Linked DNA regions of Homo sapiens: region 2 is linked to region 1. The links are chromatin contacts, found by Hi-C or POLR2A ChIA-PET in ENCODE. All regions are on one chromosome and are shown on one strand. Each heading gives the region's core, a stretch centred on a gene start or an enhancer-like site at or near the end of the contact. The rest is flanking DNA. Distances are from core to core; before and after follow the strand shown.

Region 1 (7,492 bases), core at 1,279-3,778:
ACTCTTGGATGTAGGCGAAGAACGGGCCTTCAAGGCTCATGTCGGGGTCCTGCGGAAGCGGGAAGGGGCTCTGCCCCAAGGCTGCCTCCTCAGTGTCGGCTACCACCTCCGAGTACTCAGGAGGAGCTGGAAGCGAGAGACAGGGTGGGTGAGGTTGGCAGGAGAGAGCCCTGCTCCAAGGGACCAGGGGCCAGGAGCTGGCTTGTGCCAGCTCTGGGGCTGCCAGGCTGTATGTCCTTTGGTTGGGATTCCGGGGGACTCGTGGTGAGAGAGTTGACCCGGCATCCACCTCTCCGTGTATCCACCCACCCTCTGCATGCAAGCAGGGTGGGAGCTTACCCTCAGGCCGCTCCGGCAAGGCCCCCAGCCTCCAGTCCAGCAGGAAGCTGGCGTGGCTGCCCACGCTGGAGGAACGGCTGCCAAAAGGGTGCAAGGGAATGGTGCCGATCACCAGTGGCAGCTCCAGCAGCAGCTTGGACGTTCCTGGGATATCCACACAGACCTGGAGGAAGGAACCATAAGGGAGGGTGCCCAGGCAGCCTCCCCAACCCCCACCTCCCTCCTATGCCTGGGGAGACTGAGGCCTCAGCTTCCCCCAGTCTGAGGGAATACAGGGTGAATGTAGGCACTGTCCCCCAGGGCCAGCAGGATGCCCTACCTTGAGTGCGTAGTCCACGTGTAGAACGCGGCAGTGCAGGATGGAAGGACCCACTGGGGGGATCCGCAGTGCCCGGCCCTGCCACAGCGCCCGCTGCCCGGGGCCCACCGGCTCGCCCGCGAGGCTGGCCACCACTGCCCGTTTCTGCTTTCGGGCGCCTCGGGCCATGAACGTCTGTGTCTGCACCACGGCTGCCCGAGGCAGCACAGGACGTGTGGAGCCGTTGTCGATCTCGGCAAAGACAGGGATGACCTCTCCTGCAGCAAGGAGCAGTGGGGCCTCAGTTTCCCCTCCTGCAACCCCAACACCAGCCCCCGTCCCAACCCAGTCCGGTCCGCCTGCTACCTGGGGTGTAGCCCTTGCGGTCGATCTTGGCCGAAAGGGAGACTAGGCCACGGTTACAGTACCAGGATCGGGCAACCTTTTCCCGAGCCCCCGCTTGAGGTGCCTGTCGGTGTAGAGGAAAGTGACATGGATGAGTCACTTTGTGCAAACCACAGTCGCTGTGGAGCTTCCAAACCACCCCCAGCTGAGGGAGGACTTTGGGCAGGGCTTGGTTTCTTTTTAACAATCCAGGAACTATCCGTTAAATAGAGCCAGGAACACAACCCATCTTATAAAGCCAGAAATGAAATGTATAAGCCAAGTGTTTGGTGTGTAATTCACACTTGGTAAGCCCTAGCTCTGGTCTATTTCACAGAAGAGGCATCTGAGGCTCAGAGAGGGCTTCAAGACACTTGCCCAGAGTCACACGGCAAATGGGTGCAGATCCCAGTGGATTCCACACGCATTCCCACACCTGCCTCCCTCCCTGCCAGGGCCCACCTATGACCTCCATCTTATTGGTTGGTGTCGCCCAGCAGCCAGGCAGGCCCCTTCCTACAATACTCCCAACCTACCTCCCCAAGGGTGGCCACTCACCAGCAGGGCTGGCGTGTTGATGTCCACAGGCTCGATGACAGTGAACACCTTCCTTGCCCGGCGTGCTGGGACCCAGGGCCGGTGCAGGGTGGCCTTGATACAGTAGCGGACACTACCGTGTTTGCCCTCGAAGGATGTCACCAGGGTCCTAGGGTGGAGGGACGGGACTTCAGGGGACAAGATACAGAGACAAGCAGGCAGGGAGAAGGAGACACAGACACTCCGGGGGCCTCCCAGGGGGAGAGTCTTGGGGCTCAGAGGTGCCCAGATATCCAGTATTGGAGGTACCAATCTGGAAGGGGCTGCAGGCTTAGGGCAACCCTGCACCCCAGAGGACTTACGGGGGCAGCTGGAAGCTGAACAGGAACTCATGGCGCCCAGGAGGCAGCGTCGTGGTCTCCCCGGTATCTGCAGGTAGGAGAAAAAGGAGGCGACTGAGCGGTTGCGCTGGGGTCCCAGGGCTGACGGAGGTACCGCCGTCCAGGTGGTGGGAGGCACACAACTGGTGTTGGAGCAGGGGTCCTCCATCCGTACCTGGCGCCAGGAGCGTGGCGCGGTGGCTCACGACCTCCACGCGTTCACTGTAGCTCTGCGTGTAAGCCGTGCTCGAGCCCGCGCTGCGCGACTCGGTCCAGTGCACGTGGGCGCGGCCCCGCGCGCGCAGCCTCAGGGCACCCACACGCGCGGCGCTTGACAGCTCCAGCAGCACCCGGCCCGCCACGGCCTGGCCGCCGCTAAACACGGGCTCGACGCCCGCGGTCGCGCCGTCCAACTGCACCGAGAACGCTTTCACCTTGTCGAATAGCATCGCGTCCGGGGTGCGAACCCACGACAGGCGGAACCTGGCCTCGAACTCGCGAACCGGCAGCTCAAGATGCCGACGCTGCAGCCTCAGAACGCAAAATCGCCGTCAACGCGCAGGCGCGCTCACCAACCGGAGCAGAAAATCCCCGCGCCGTGCGTCGGCGCCGCTTTTATACGGCAGGGCGGGGGGGGGTGGGGTCACCGTCTCTTCCCCGCCCCGGGAAGGGACTCCACCAATAGCGCGACAAGGGGCGTGGCTCTGCCCAGGCGTGGAGCAAAATAACAAACGCCCCTGCTCACCGCCGGCTGCCCCCTTCCCTCGCGGACCCCGGGGAGAAACTGAAGCCCTTAGGCTGCCAGAGCTGGTCTCTCGCGGACCCCGGGGGTAAAGAGGAAAAAAAGAGGTGCAGAGGCAGGGCCCAGGCCTGAGGTCACCTAGCAGAGCCTTCAGCCTCTCGGCTTAATCACTCACCAGCCGCCCCTCGTTGACGTGACTCGAGGCATGTCCAGCCCGATTTGGGGCGGGGGACTCTCGCCCCAGTTGAGGGCCAGAGAGCCTATGACTGTTCCAGGCCTGTTTCCCCCGCTATGCAAAGGGAGAAGTGGAGGAGGTGGGTGGGACCGCCCTCCACACTGGTGCCTGCTGCACCCCTTTCCTGATTCAAGTCCCGCTTAGCTGGTGGCTCTGGGCAAATGACAACCTCTTGGAGCCTCAGTTTCCACCTCTGTAGAGCCGGGAGAAAGTAAAAATCAGTCCTGACCTCAGAAGGTTGTGCATGGATCATCGTGCAGCCCCAGCTGGACTCCTCCAAGAGCCTCGCTCCCGGGTCATCAACCTGCTCTTGACATACCGTCACTCGGTCGCGCCTCGGCGCATTCGCCCAGGAGCGGTACCTACGAAATGATGTTCCCTTCCCAATTTTCAGCCTCTGGCAAACCCTACCTTCCCCGCAGCCCTTGTGCCTGCTCCAGTCATCCTCAGCCCCCGTCCCGCCACAGAGCTGAATGCAGGGGACGCTCGGGCACCCCCAGGTCCACAGCTGCGGTGTGGCCACGGGACGGCGTGACCTCTCTCTGGGCTTCAGTTTCCCCAAAGAAAAGTCGCATGGAGTTTCTCCAGCGGGAGTTGCCTCTGCGTCGTCTGCGGGACGCTGGCGCCCTCTCGTGGCAGCGTAATGCGCTGCCGCTGAACCCATCCCCTGCCGTGACTGTCCGCCTCTGAGCCTGGCTCAGGAGACTTCCACCACCTCAGTGAGGTGTGTGGGTGGAGGGGGCGGTCATAAACAAACACGGTCACCCTCAGCCCGTGATGGGGATCGGAACAGGAACGACGGAGTTGGAGGCACAGTGATCAGCCTGGAAGGCTGCCTGGGAGGATGGGTCTTTGGAGTTGAAAGGAAGGTCTGGGACCTTAGGCCAGGTTTCAATGGATACTAGAGGGGAGACAGTAGGCCGTTAAGTCCGGGAGGAGAAGCGGGATTAGGTAACCCTGAAGGGACTACTGAGCCAGCGCCTCCCTCAATTCATTTCGCAGACGGACCCCAAAGGCCCAGAGATGGGTGGGGCTCTGCCCGAGGTCACACAGCACCTCCACTGGCCTCGCCCCTCCAGTGTCACTGTTTTTTCCTTAAATGTATAACAATTTAACAATTTTTAAGCTCCCTCTCCCTCTCCCTCTCCCCTTGGTCTCCCTCTCCCTCTCTTTCCACGGTCTCCCTCTCATGCCGAGCAGAAGCTGGACTGTGCTGCTGCCATCTCGGCTCACTGCAACCTCCCTGCCTGATTCTCCTGTCTCAGCCTGCCGAGTGCCTGCGATTGCAGGCGCGCGCCGCCACGCCTGACTGGTTTTTTTGGTGGAGAAGGGGTTTCGCTGTGTTGGCCCGGCTGGTCTCCAGCTCCTAACCTCGAGTGATCCACCAGCCTCAGCCTCCCGAGGTGCCGGGATTGCAGACAGAGTCTCGTTAACTCAGTGCTCAATGGTGCCCAGGCTGGAGTGCAGTGGCGTGATCTCGGCTCGCTACAACCTCCACCTCCCAGCCGCCTGCCTTGGCCTCCCAAAGTGCCGAGATTGCAGCCTCTGCCCGGCCGCCACCCCGTCTGGGAAGTGAGGAGCGTCTCTGCCTGACCGCCCATCGTCTGGGATGTGAGGAGCCCCTCTGCCTGGCTGCCCAGTCTGGAAAGTGAGGAGCGTCTCTGCCCGGCCGCCATCCCACCTAGGAAGTGAGGAGCGCCTCTTCCCGGCCGCCATCCCATCTACGAAGTGAGGAGCGTCTCTGCCCGGCCGCCCATCGTCTGAGATGTGGGGAGCGCCTCTGCCCCGCCGCCCCGTCTGGGATGTGAGGAGAGCCTCGGCCCGGCCGCGACCCCGTCTGGGAGGTGAGGAGCGTCTCTGCCCGGCCGCCCCGTCTGAGAAGTGAGGAGCCCCTCCGCCCGGCAGCCGCCCCGTCTGAGAAGTGAGGAGCCCCTCCGCCCGGCTGCCACCCCGTCTGGGAAGTGAGGAGCTTCTCCGCCCGGCAGCCACCCCGTCCAGGAGGGAGGTGGGGGGTCAGCCCCCGCCAAGCCAGTCGCCCCGTCTGGGAGGGAGGCGGGGGGTCAGCCCCCCACCCAGCCAGCCGCCCCATCCGGGAGGGAGGTGGGGGGGTCAGCCCCCTGCCCGGCCAGCCGCCCCGTCCGGGAGGGAGGTCGGGGGGTCAGCCCCCCACCCGGCCAGCCGCCCCGTCCGGGAGGTGAGGGGGCACCTCTGCCCGGCCGCCCCTACTGGGAAGTGAGGAGCCCCTCTGCCCGGCCACCACCCCGTCTGGGAGGTGTACCCAACAGCTCATTGAGAACGGGCCATGATGACAATGGCGGTTTTGTGGAATAGAAAGGGGGGAAAGGTGGGGAAAAGATTGAGAAATCGGATGGTTGCCGTGTCTGTGTAGAAAGAGGTAGACATGGGAGACTTTTCATTTTGTTCTGTACTAAGAAAAATTCTTCTGCTTTGTGATCCTGTTGATCGGTGACCCTACCCCCAACCCTGTGCTCTCTGAAACATGTGCTGTGTCCACTCAGGGTTAAATGGATTAAGGGTGGTGCAAGATGTGCTTTGTTAAACAGATGCTTGAAGGCAGCATGCTCGTTAAGAGTCATCACCACTCCCTAATCTCAAGTACCCAGGGACACAAACACTCTGCCTAGGAAAACCAGAGACCTTTGTTCACCTGTTTATCTGCTGACCTTCCCTCCACTATTGTCCTATGACCCTGCCAAATCCCCCTCTGCAAGAAACACCCAAGAATGATCAATTAAAAAAAAAAAATTTTTTTTAAATTTGCTTTTCTTTTTTTTTTTGAGACAGGATCTCACTCTGTTGCCCAGGCTGGAGTGCAGTGGCGCGATCTAGGTTCACTGCAACCTCTGCCTCCCTTCCACCTCAGCCTCCCGAGTAGCCGGGATTACAGGTGTGTACCACCATGCCCCGCTAATTTTTGTATTTTTTGTAAAGATGGGGTTTCACCATGTTGCCCAGGCTGGTCTTGAACTCTTGAGCTCAAGCGATCTGCCCGCCTCAGCCTCCCAAAGTGCTGGGATTACAGGTGTGAGCCACTGCACCCAGCCAAAATTTTAATTTTTTTTTTTTTTGAGACAGGGTCTCACTCTGCTCTGACACCCAGGCTGTAGTGCAGTGGCACCATCTTGGCTCACTGCAACCTCCACCTTCCGGGTTCCAGCGATTCTCCTGCCTTAGCCCCCTGAGTAGCTGGGAGAATTTAAAAATTAGCCCACCTTGGCCGGGCGCGGTGGCTCACGCCTGTAATCCCAGCACTTTGGGAGGCCGAGGCAGGCGGATCACCTGAGGTCAGGAGTTCGAGACCAGCCTGACCAACATGGAGACACCCCGTCTCTACTAAAGATACAAAATTTACCGGGTGTGGTGGCGCATGCCTGTAATCCCAGCTACTTGGGAGGCTGAGGCAGGAGAAACACTTGAACCTGGGAGGTGGAGGTTGCAGTGAGGCGAGATCATGCCATTGCACTCCAGCCTGGGCAACAAGAGTGAAATTCCGCCTAAAAAAAAAAAAAAAAAAAAGTTAGCCCGGCTAATTTTTGTATTTTTAGTAGAGACAGGGCTTCACCATGTTGGCCAGGCTGGTCTTGAACTCCTGACCTCAAGTGATCCTCCTGCCTCAGCCTCCCAAAGTACTGGGATTACAGGCATAAGCCACTGCGCCCAGCCAATTTTTATGTATTTAAAGAGATGGGGGCCGGGCATGGTGGCTCATGCCTGTAAGCCAAGCATTTTGGAAGGCCGAGGTGGATGGATCACCTGAGGTCAGGATTTCGTGACCAGCCTGGCCAACATGGTGAAACCCGTCTCTACTAAAAATACAAAAATTGGCCGGGCACTGTGGCTCATGCCTGTAATCCCAGCACTTTGGGAGGCCGAGGCGGGCAGATCACGAGGTCAGGAGATCGAGACCATTCTGGCTAACATGGTGAAACCCCGTCTCTACTAAAAATACAAAAAATTAGCCGGGCGTGGTGGCGGGTGCCTGTAGTCCCAGCTGCTCGGGAGGCTGAGGCAGGAGAATGGCGTGAACCCGGGAGGCAGAGCTTGCAGTGAGCCGAGATGGTGCCACTGCACTCCAGCCTGGGCAGCAGAGGGAGACTCCGTCCCCCAAACAAACAAACAAACAAACAAACAAAAATTAGCCAGCGTGTTGGCGGGCACCTATAATCCCAGCTACTCGGGAGGCTGAGGCAGGAGAATCACTGGAACCTGGGAGGCAGAGGTTGCAGTGAGCCAAGATTGCGCCGGCGCCACTGCACTCCAGCCTGGGTGACAGAGTGAGACTCTGTCTCAGAAAAACAAAACAAAACAAAACAAAACAAAACAAAAAGTTAGCCGGGTGTGGTGGCGGGCACCTGTAGTCCCAGCTACTCAGGAGTCTGAGGTTGCAGAATCACTTGAACATGGGAGGCAGAGGTTGCAGTGAGCCGAGATCGTGCCACTGCACTCCAGCCTGAGTAACAGAGTAAGACCCTGTCTCAAAAACAAAAACAAACACAAAAACGGAGTGGAGGGTGGGAGGTCTCATTATGTTGCCCAGGCTGGCCTCTAACTTAGCT
Region 2 (7,492 bases), core at 2,396-4,895, 590 kb after region 1:
TGGAGGTGGGATGACTCAGGTTAAGCCTCATCCTCCCACAACGGCCACCCCCACTCCGGTGCCTGAGGACTCACCTTGGCTGGCTGGCTGCATCCAGAGAGAGGCCCTGCATGTCCCGGCTGAGACCTCGGGGCTTGGGCACTGGCCTCGGGGCCTTGGCCTTCTTGCACCAGATGGCAAAGCCGCCCATGTCCCTGGACCAGGAGGGAAGGTGGGAGGGATGCTGGCCCGGTGTGGGGCCAGGGTTGAGGATAGCCCCTGGAGAAGGCGGGGGACCCGGGCATGCAGGTGACCTCTGTCTTTTGGGGGAATTTTTTTTTTTTTTTTTTTTGGGGACGGAGTTTCGCTCATGTTGCCCAGGCTGGAGTGCAATGGCGCAATCTAGACTCACTGCAATCTCCACCTCCCAGGTTCAAACGATTCTCCTGCCTCAGCCTCTGGATTAGCTGGGATTACAGGCAACCATGCCCAGCTAATTTTTTTTTTTTTTTTTTTTTTTTAAGTAGAAACGGAGTTTCACCATGTTGGCCAGGCTGGTCTCGAACTCCTGACCTCAGGTGATCCGCCCGCCTTGGCCTTCCAAAGTGCTGGGACTACAGGCGTGAGCCACCGTGCCCAGTCTTTTGGGGGATTTTTGTTTCAGCATCTTGACCCACACCCGAAGCACCACACCAAACTAATACTGCTGGGTTCAAATCACCGTTCTGTCTACTTTATTTTTATTTATTTTATTTTATTTTTGAGACGGAGTCTCGCTCTGTCGCCCCAGACTGGAGTGCAGTGGCGCGATCTCAACTCACTGCAACCTCCGCCTTCCAGGTTCAAGTGATTTTCCTGCCTCAGCCTCCCAAGTAGCTGGGACTACAGGCGTGTGCCACCATACCCGGCTAATTTTTTGTATTTTCAGTAGAGATGGGGTTTCAACATGTTAGTCAGGATGGTCTCGATCTCCTGACCTTGTGATCGGCCCGCCTCAGCCTCCCAAAGTGCTGGGATTACAGGCGTGAGCCACCGCGCCCAGTCCTGTTATGTCTACTTTAGACACCAAGTCACTGACTCCTAATGACAGTCCTACAAGATGATATATATGTCCCGGTTTTAACATGCAGAATCTGAGGCTCAGAAGGTAGAAGAAGGAACAGGAGACCTCAGGGGTGTCCTTGAGGGTCAGATTGGTGAGATCATGAGTTGGGAGGGCAGGGAAGGTGGCTAGACACTGGGGGGTGGCCCTACCCTATTCGAAGGTATCCAGGCACTGTCTTGGTCTTCCCACTCAGCCGGACATCAAACACAGCCGTGTCCGTGGCTCCCAGGGGCAACAGCTTCACACACATGCGTTTCTTCTTGGACACAGAGGCCTCTGGGAGTGGGGGGTAGGGGAGTGAGAGAGGGAAGCCAGGCAGGGGTGGGAAGGCCCAAAGATGACTCTAGGATGAGGCTCGCCAGGGTGCTGTTTAAGGCAGCCACATGGACAACATTGGGGATGGGGGTGGGAGGAGTGGTTAAATCATGAATGGTATAGATGAAGGAGGGGATTCCATGCAGCCTTTAGGAACCGCTGGAGTAGGCTGATCTTTGGTGATATGAAGCTGCATTCATGGGGTGGCTAGCTGTGGAATCGGACAGAGCTGGGTGCCCATCGTGGCCCTCAAAACTTACTTTCCATGAGCCCTCTAATCCTATAGAGGTTGGACAACTAGCACCCATGAGCCAAATCTGGCTCAAGGTCTGTTTTCTTTTCTTTTCTTTTTGAGACAGAGTCTCACTCTGTCGCCCAGGCTGGAGTGCAATGGCGCAATCTCAGCTCACTCCAACCTCCGCCTCCCAGGTTCAAACAATTCTCTTGCCTCAGCCTCCCAAGTAGCTGGGACTACAGGCGCCCACCACCATGCCCAGCTAATTTTGTATTTTTAGTAGAGACAGGGTTTCACCATGTTGGCCAGGCTGGTCTGGAACTCCTGACCTCAGGTGATCTGCCCGCCTCAGGCTCCCAAAGTGCTGGGATTACAGGTGTGAACCACCACACCAAGCCTAAGGCCTGGTTTCATACAGCTGATGTGTTAAGAGTGATTTTTACATTTTTAAGGAATTGTAAAAAAATTGAATATGCAAAACACATCATCTGCCCTGTAAAGCCTAAAATATTTACTATAAGGCCCTTTACATAAAAGTTTGCCAACTCTAAGAAAAAATAAAGAAAAAAAGTTTGGCCGGGTGCGGTGGCTCACGCCTGTAATCCCAGCACTTTGGGAGGCCCAGGCAGGTGGATCACCTGAGGTCACGAGTTCGAAACCAGCCTGACCAACATGGAGAAACCCCGTCTCTACTAAAAATACAAAATTAGCCAGGCGTGGTGGCGCATGCCTGTAATCCCAGCTACTCTGGAGGATGAGGCAGGAGAATCGCTTGAACCCGGGAGTCGGAGGTTGTGGTGAGCTGAGATCGCGCCATTGCACTCCAGCCTGGGCAACAAGAGCGAAACTCCGTCTGAAGAAAAAAAAAAAAAAAAAGGTTTGCCAACTCTAGTATGAATGAATATAGCCTGAGTCAAATAAAAATGACAAGAAAGGGTGGGAAAGTTCAGGTGGGGCTGGGAGGGCTGCACTAGGGTTGTGGGCCCAGAAGAGGAGGGGTAGGGAAGGGTGAAGGTGACATCTGACGGAGGACGGAGAATGAGCTACAAAAAGGAGAGAAAAAGTGCCCCAGGCAGAGGAAGCGGCGTGTGCAAAGCCTGGAAATGAAAAAGAAAACTGCGCAGTGGTTTTGCTTGGCTATGGTGTAAAAAGACACAAGTAGCACAACAGTAGTGAAACAGGTGGCGTGGACTGAACACTTAACTCGAGGATGCAGGCTGTGCCAATCATATCACACATTTTGAATCAGGACAGGGGATGTCGGTCCACCCTAGGGCAGGGCTCTGAGTCCTCAGCCAACCCTGTCATCACCCCGTGTGCCAGGGGGCAGCCGAGGCTCAGATACCGCGCGCCCGTCGTCCCTCCTCCCCCGCTCCTCCCTGCAAGGGACCCGGACAACTCTCGCCTCCGAAGCAGCCCTTACTGGAATCCATGGGGTCGCAGACGGGGGAGAAGCCCAGCGGCAGGGGGCTCTTGTCCACCACGATCTGGATATCGGCCACCACGTTCTCCTGCGGGTTCTGGGGGTGGAAGGGGGACACGGCGAGGGTGGCTAGCAGCGGGGACAGCGCACCTGGCATAGGGCACCGTGAATGGGCAGGGGAGGTGGGCAGACCCTGGTGGTTCCGAAGGTGGGCACCTCTTACCTCTAGGCTGCCCAGAGAACTAAGGCACAGGAAGTAGCCAGATTTCTGCGCGAAGCTCTTGCCAAAGCTGGCGGGTGCCCCCTCGACGGTGCAGGAGATCTACCGGGAGGACGCGGGTCAGCGCCGGACTCCCACCCCACAGCGACTGCCTCCCCCATTCGACCCCCGCCCCTCGACGCCGCTCACCGCGCTGAACCCCCGCGGCGGGGGTGCAGAGGCCGACGACCAGGCCAGGCCAGCCAGCGGCGCCGAGTCTGTCCCGGGTACGGGATCCATCCTGCGAGCCGAGCGCCGAAGGCGGGGTCGCGGGGCACAGCCTCGAACCTCGGAGCGCCTCCCGACGGCAGCGCTCGCGACCGAACTACAACTCCCAGAAGGCCATGCGGGGGGGGGGGGCGGAGATTGCCCGGAAGCGCAGTATACGCGTGCCCGAGGAGCTGCTGGCCAATGGCGTGGGGAGGCGGAGCCTCGCCACCACGCGTCGCCAGGGTTGCGCGCGTGAGCGATGATGGCGGAAAAAAAGGTCTTGCCGGCTTTCCGCGCCCAGCAACTTCCGCCGGAAATGCTACGGCACAGGACCAAGAGACTCGTTCTCTGCAAGTCTGCACTACGTTCCCCAGAATTCCTTCCGGCCTCAGCTGCTAGTCTAGAAAAAAGCTCGGTGCTTAACGGAAAAGTTGGGAGCTTTGTGGCCGCGCGCAGTGGCTGACGCCTGTAATCCCGGCACTTTGGGAGGCGGAGGCGGGCGGATCATGAGGTCAAGAGATCGAGACCCTCCTGGCCAACGTGGTGAAACCCCTTCTCTACTAAAAATGCATTGTGAAGAATCTGCAATTCCAGTTCTGGGAAATCATCCCAAAGGAAATCATCTGTGGGATACGCAGCTATTGATTTAAAGAGCGAGTACTATGGACCATCATGAGCTTTGAAATCTTGGGTATAACTTGAAGATTTGTTCACAGGCACAATACGTTTAAAAAGCGACGTATAAAAGAATTTATTGCCTGTAGTCCCAGCTACTGAGGATGCCACCAGCAAACCGAGTTACCTCCCCACTTTGTGTAGGTGGCAAAGAAGGAACATCCAATCGGAAAAGGCAATCAGGTTTTATTCACTGGCCAGGAATGGAGAAGGAGAGGCTCTCACTCTAACTGCCCCTTCTCCCTCAACAGTAAAAAGCATAACGTTTTATTGTTTCTTCCCCTGGGTACAGGAAGGGAGAGGAATGCTAGCATGTGCAGGGTGGGACTCCAGACACGCAGGCTCAATTCATGAGCCTCAATTCCTGGGTTGTCTTCATACAACCCATCTACACAAAATGGAGATTTTCTTTTAAGAGAAGGAATTTTAGCATTATAATTATATATTGATGATCTAAAGTCGACTAGAGGTCGTCTGTTCCAGTTTGTGGTGATTTAGGGATCTTATCTTCCTCTGGTATCTGGTCAGGGGTCAAGAAGGTCTGGGGACATCCCTGGCTGTCTGCAATCTTTAAGCAGCTGTGCCTTTTTTTTTTTTTTTTTTGGACTTACAATAAGAAAGAGAACTTTCCCAGTTATTTTATCAGGGCTGTCATGGCAACAGGGTAACAGGGAGGCTGAGGTGGGAGGATCGCTTGAGTCCAGGAGTTTGAATCTAGCCTGGACAACATAAGGAGACCCCAGTGTTTAAAATGAAAGAAAGAAAGGGAAAAAAAGTATTTACTATAATAATATGCTTTTAAGCCGGGCACAGTGGTTCACACCTGTAATCCCAGCACTTTGGGAGGCCGAGGCGGGCGGATCATCTGAGGTCAGGAGTTTGAGACCAGCCTAACATGGTGAAACCCCGTTTCTACTAAAAGTACAAAAAACTATCCAGGCGTGGTGGTGCGCGTCTGGAATCCCAGCTACTAAGGGGGCTGAGGCAGGAGAATCACTGGAACCCGGGAGGTGGAGGTTGCAATGAGCTGAGATCGCGCCATTGCACTCCAGCTTAGGCAACAAGAGCGAAACTCGTCTCAATAATAATAATAATAATAATAATAATAATAATATGCTTTTTTACACCCATTGGGGGAAAAGTTTAGAAAAATAGCGAACAAGTGTCCTGCGCTGCCCAGACTAGCAAACAATACAGTCAGGATGGCTAATGGTGACCCCAAGAAACCAAAGGGCAAAATGTCTGCTTATAGTTTTTTTGTGCAGATGTACAGAGAAGAACATAAGAAGAAAAACCGGCCTGGCACAGTGACTCACGCCTGTAATCCCAGCACTTTGGGAGGCCAAGGCAGGCGGATCATGAGGTCAATAAATTGAGACCATCCTGGCCAACATGGTGAAACCCCGTCTCTACTAAAAATACAAAAATTATCTGGGCATGGTGGCAGGCGCCTATAGTCCCAGCTACTCGGGAGCCTGAGGCAGGAGAATCGCTTGAACCTGGGAGGAGAAAGTTGCAGTGAGCGGAGATCGTGCCACTGCACTCCAGCCTGGGCGACAGAGTGAAACTCCATCTCAAAAAAAAAAAAAGGAAGAAGAAGAAGAAAAACCCAGAGGTCCCTGTCAATTTTGCAGAATTTTCCAAGAAATATTCTGAGAGTTGGAAGACAGTGTCAGTGAAAGAGAAGTCCAAATTTGATGAAATGGCAAAGGCGGATAAAGTACACTAGGATCGGGAAATGAAGGATTATAGAGCAGCTAAAGGGGAAGCAAGAAGAAAGAGCCTAATGTCCCCAAAAGGCCACCGTCTGGACTCTTATTTTTTATTTTATTTAATTTATTTATTTTATTTTTTAAAATTTATTTATTTATTTATTTATTTTTTTGAGACGGAGTCTCGCTCTGTTGCCCAGGCTGGAGTGCAGTGGCGCAATCTCGGCTCACTGCAAGCCCCGCCTCCCAGGTTCAAGCTATTCTCCTGCCTCAGCCTCCAGATTAGCTGGGACCACAGGCGCGTACCACCACGTCTGGCTAATTTTTGTATTTTTAGTAGAGATGGGGTTTCACCATGTTGGCCAAGCTGGCCTCAAACTCCTGACCTCAGGTGATCCACCTGCCTTGGCTTCCCAAAGTGCTGGCATTACAAGCATGAGCCATCACACCCAACCAACTGTCTGGATTCTTCATGTTCTGTTCAGAATTCCACCCCAAGATCAAATCCGCAAACCCTGGCATCTCTATTGGAGATGTGGCAAAAAAAAAAAAAAAAAAAAAAAAAGCTCTGGGTGAGATGTGGAATAGCTGAAGTGACAGTGAAAAGCAGGTTGACGTCACTAAGGCGGCAAAGCTGAAGAAGAAATATGAGGAAGAGGTTGCTGACTGTAAGTTGAAAGGAAAGTTTGACGGTGCAAAGGGTCCTGCTAAAGTTGCCTGGAAAAAAGTGGAAGAGGAAGATGAAGAAAGAAGAGGAGGAGGACAATGGATGAGAAAAACTTTCTATGCCAGGAGTGATGGCTCACTCCTGTAATCCCAGCACTTTGGGAGGCCAAGGCGGGTGGAGGTCAGGAGTTCGAAACCAGCCTGGCCAACATGGTGAAACCCCATCTCTACTAAAAATACAAAACATTAGCAGGGGGTGGTGGTGCACACCTGTCGTCTCAGCTACTCCGGACACTGAGGCAGGAGAATTGCTTGAACTCAGAAGGCGGAAGTTGCAGTGAGCCAAGATCATGCCACTGCACTCCAGCTTGGGTGACAGAGGAAAAAAAAAAAAAGGGTGGTTGAGACCAGGCACAGTGTCACCCCAGCACTTTGGGAGGCCAAGGTGGACGGATCACTTGAGGTCAGGAGTTGGAGACCAGCCTGGCCAACATGGGTGAAACCCCATCTCTACTAAAAATACAAAACAATTAGCCAGGCTTGGTGGCAGGCGCCTGTAATCCCAGCTACTCCTGAGGCTGAGAGAGGAGAATTGCTTGAGCCCCAGAAGTGGAGGTTTCAGTGAGCAGAAATGGTGCCTCTGCACTCCAGCCTGGGTGACAGAATGAGACTCTGTCTCAAGGAAAAAAAAAAAAAAAAAGCAGGCTGGGCACGGTGGCTCAAGCCTGTAATCCCAGCACTTTGGGAGGCTGAGGTGGGTGGATCACAAGGTCAGGAGTTCGAGACCAGTCTGACCAACATGGTGAAACCCTGTCTCTACTAAAAATACAAAAATTAGCCAGGCTTGGTGGCATGCGCCTGTAATCCCAGCTACTCAGTGGCATGCGCCTGTAATCCCAGCTACTCAGGAGGT

Evidence for each region. Hi-C counts contacts between places; a loop is a spot of excess contacts on that map. ChIA-PET counts read pairs that join two places held with the same protein, here RNA polymerase II (POLR2A). Pooled maps may share reads with other maps.
Region 2: a loop to region 1 is called in a map of naive thymus-derived CD4-positive, alpha-beta T cell, with 18 times the contacts of the local background. The contact joins the promoter of MVB12A here to the promoter of ARRDC2 in region 1. A Hi-C loop is called at or near these places in 1 of 168 maps with a recorded cell type or tissue (naive thymus-derived CD4-positive, alpha-beta T cell) and 2 of 50 pooled maps. POLR2A ChIA-PET finds 5 or more read pairs at or near these places in 3 of 52 experiments (GM10248, PC-3 and activated B cell).

What each region holds. Positions count from the first base shown.
Region 1 is chr19:18,003,206-18,010,697 of GRCh38, reverse strand. ARRDC2 (arrestin domain containing 2) reads right to left here and starts at 2,528. Exons shown (of 8, transcript NM_015683.2): 1 at 2,114-2,528; 2 at 1,921-1,987; 3 at 1,580-1,727; 4 at 1,004-1,106; 5 at 659-915; 6 at 340-502; 7 at 1-126. The coding sequence starts at 2,387. RefSeq lists an enhancer at 2,255-2,474.
Region 2 is chr19:17,416,200-17,423,691 of GRCh38, reverse strand. It overlaps MVB12A (multivesicular body subunit 12A), which reads right to left and starts at 3,645. Exons shown (of 9, transcript NM_138401.4): 1 at 3,467-3,645; 2 at 3,281-3,379; 3 at 3,058-3,154; 4 at 1,234-1,360; 5 at 75-194. The coding sequence starts at 3,556. It also overlaps the pseudogene HMGB3P29. RefSeq lists silencers at 3,319-3,548, 3,689-3,898 and an enhancer at 4,059-4,108.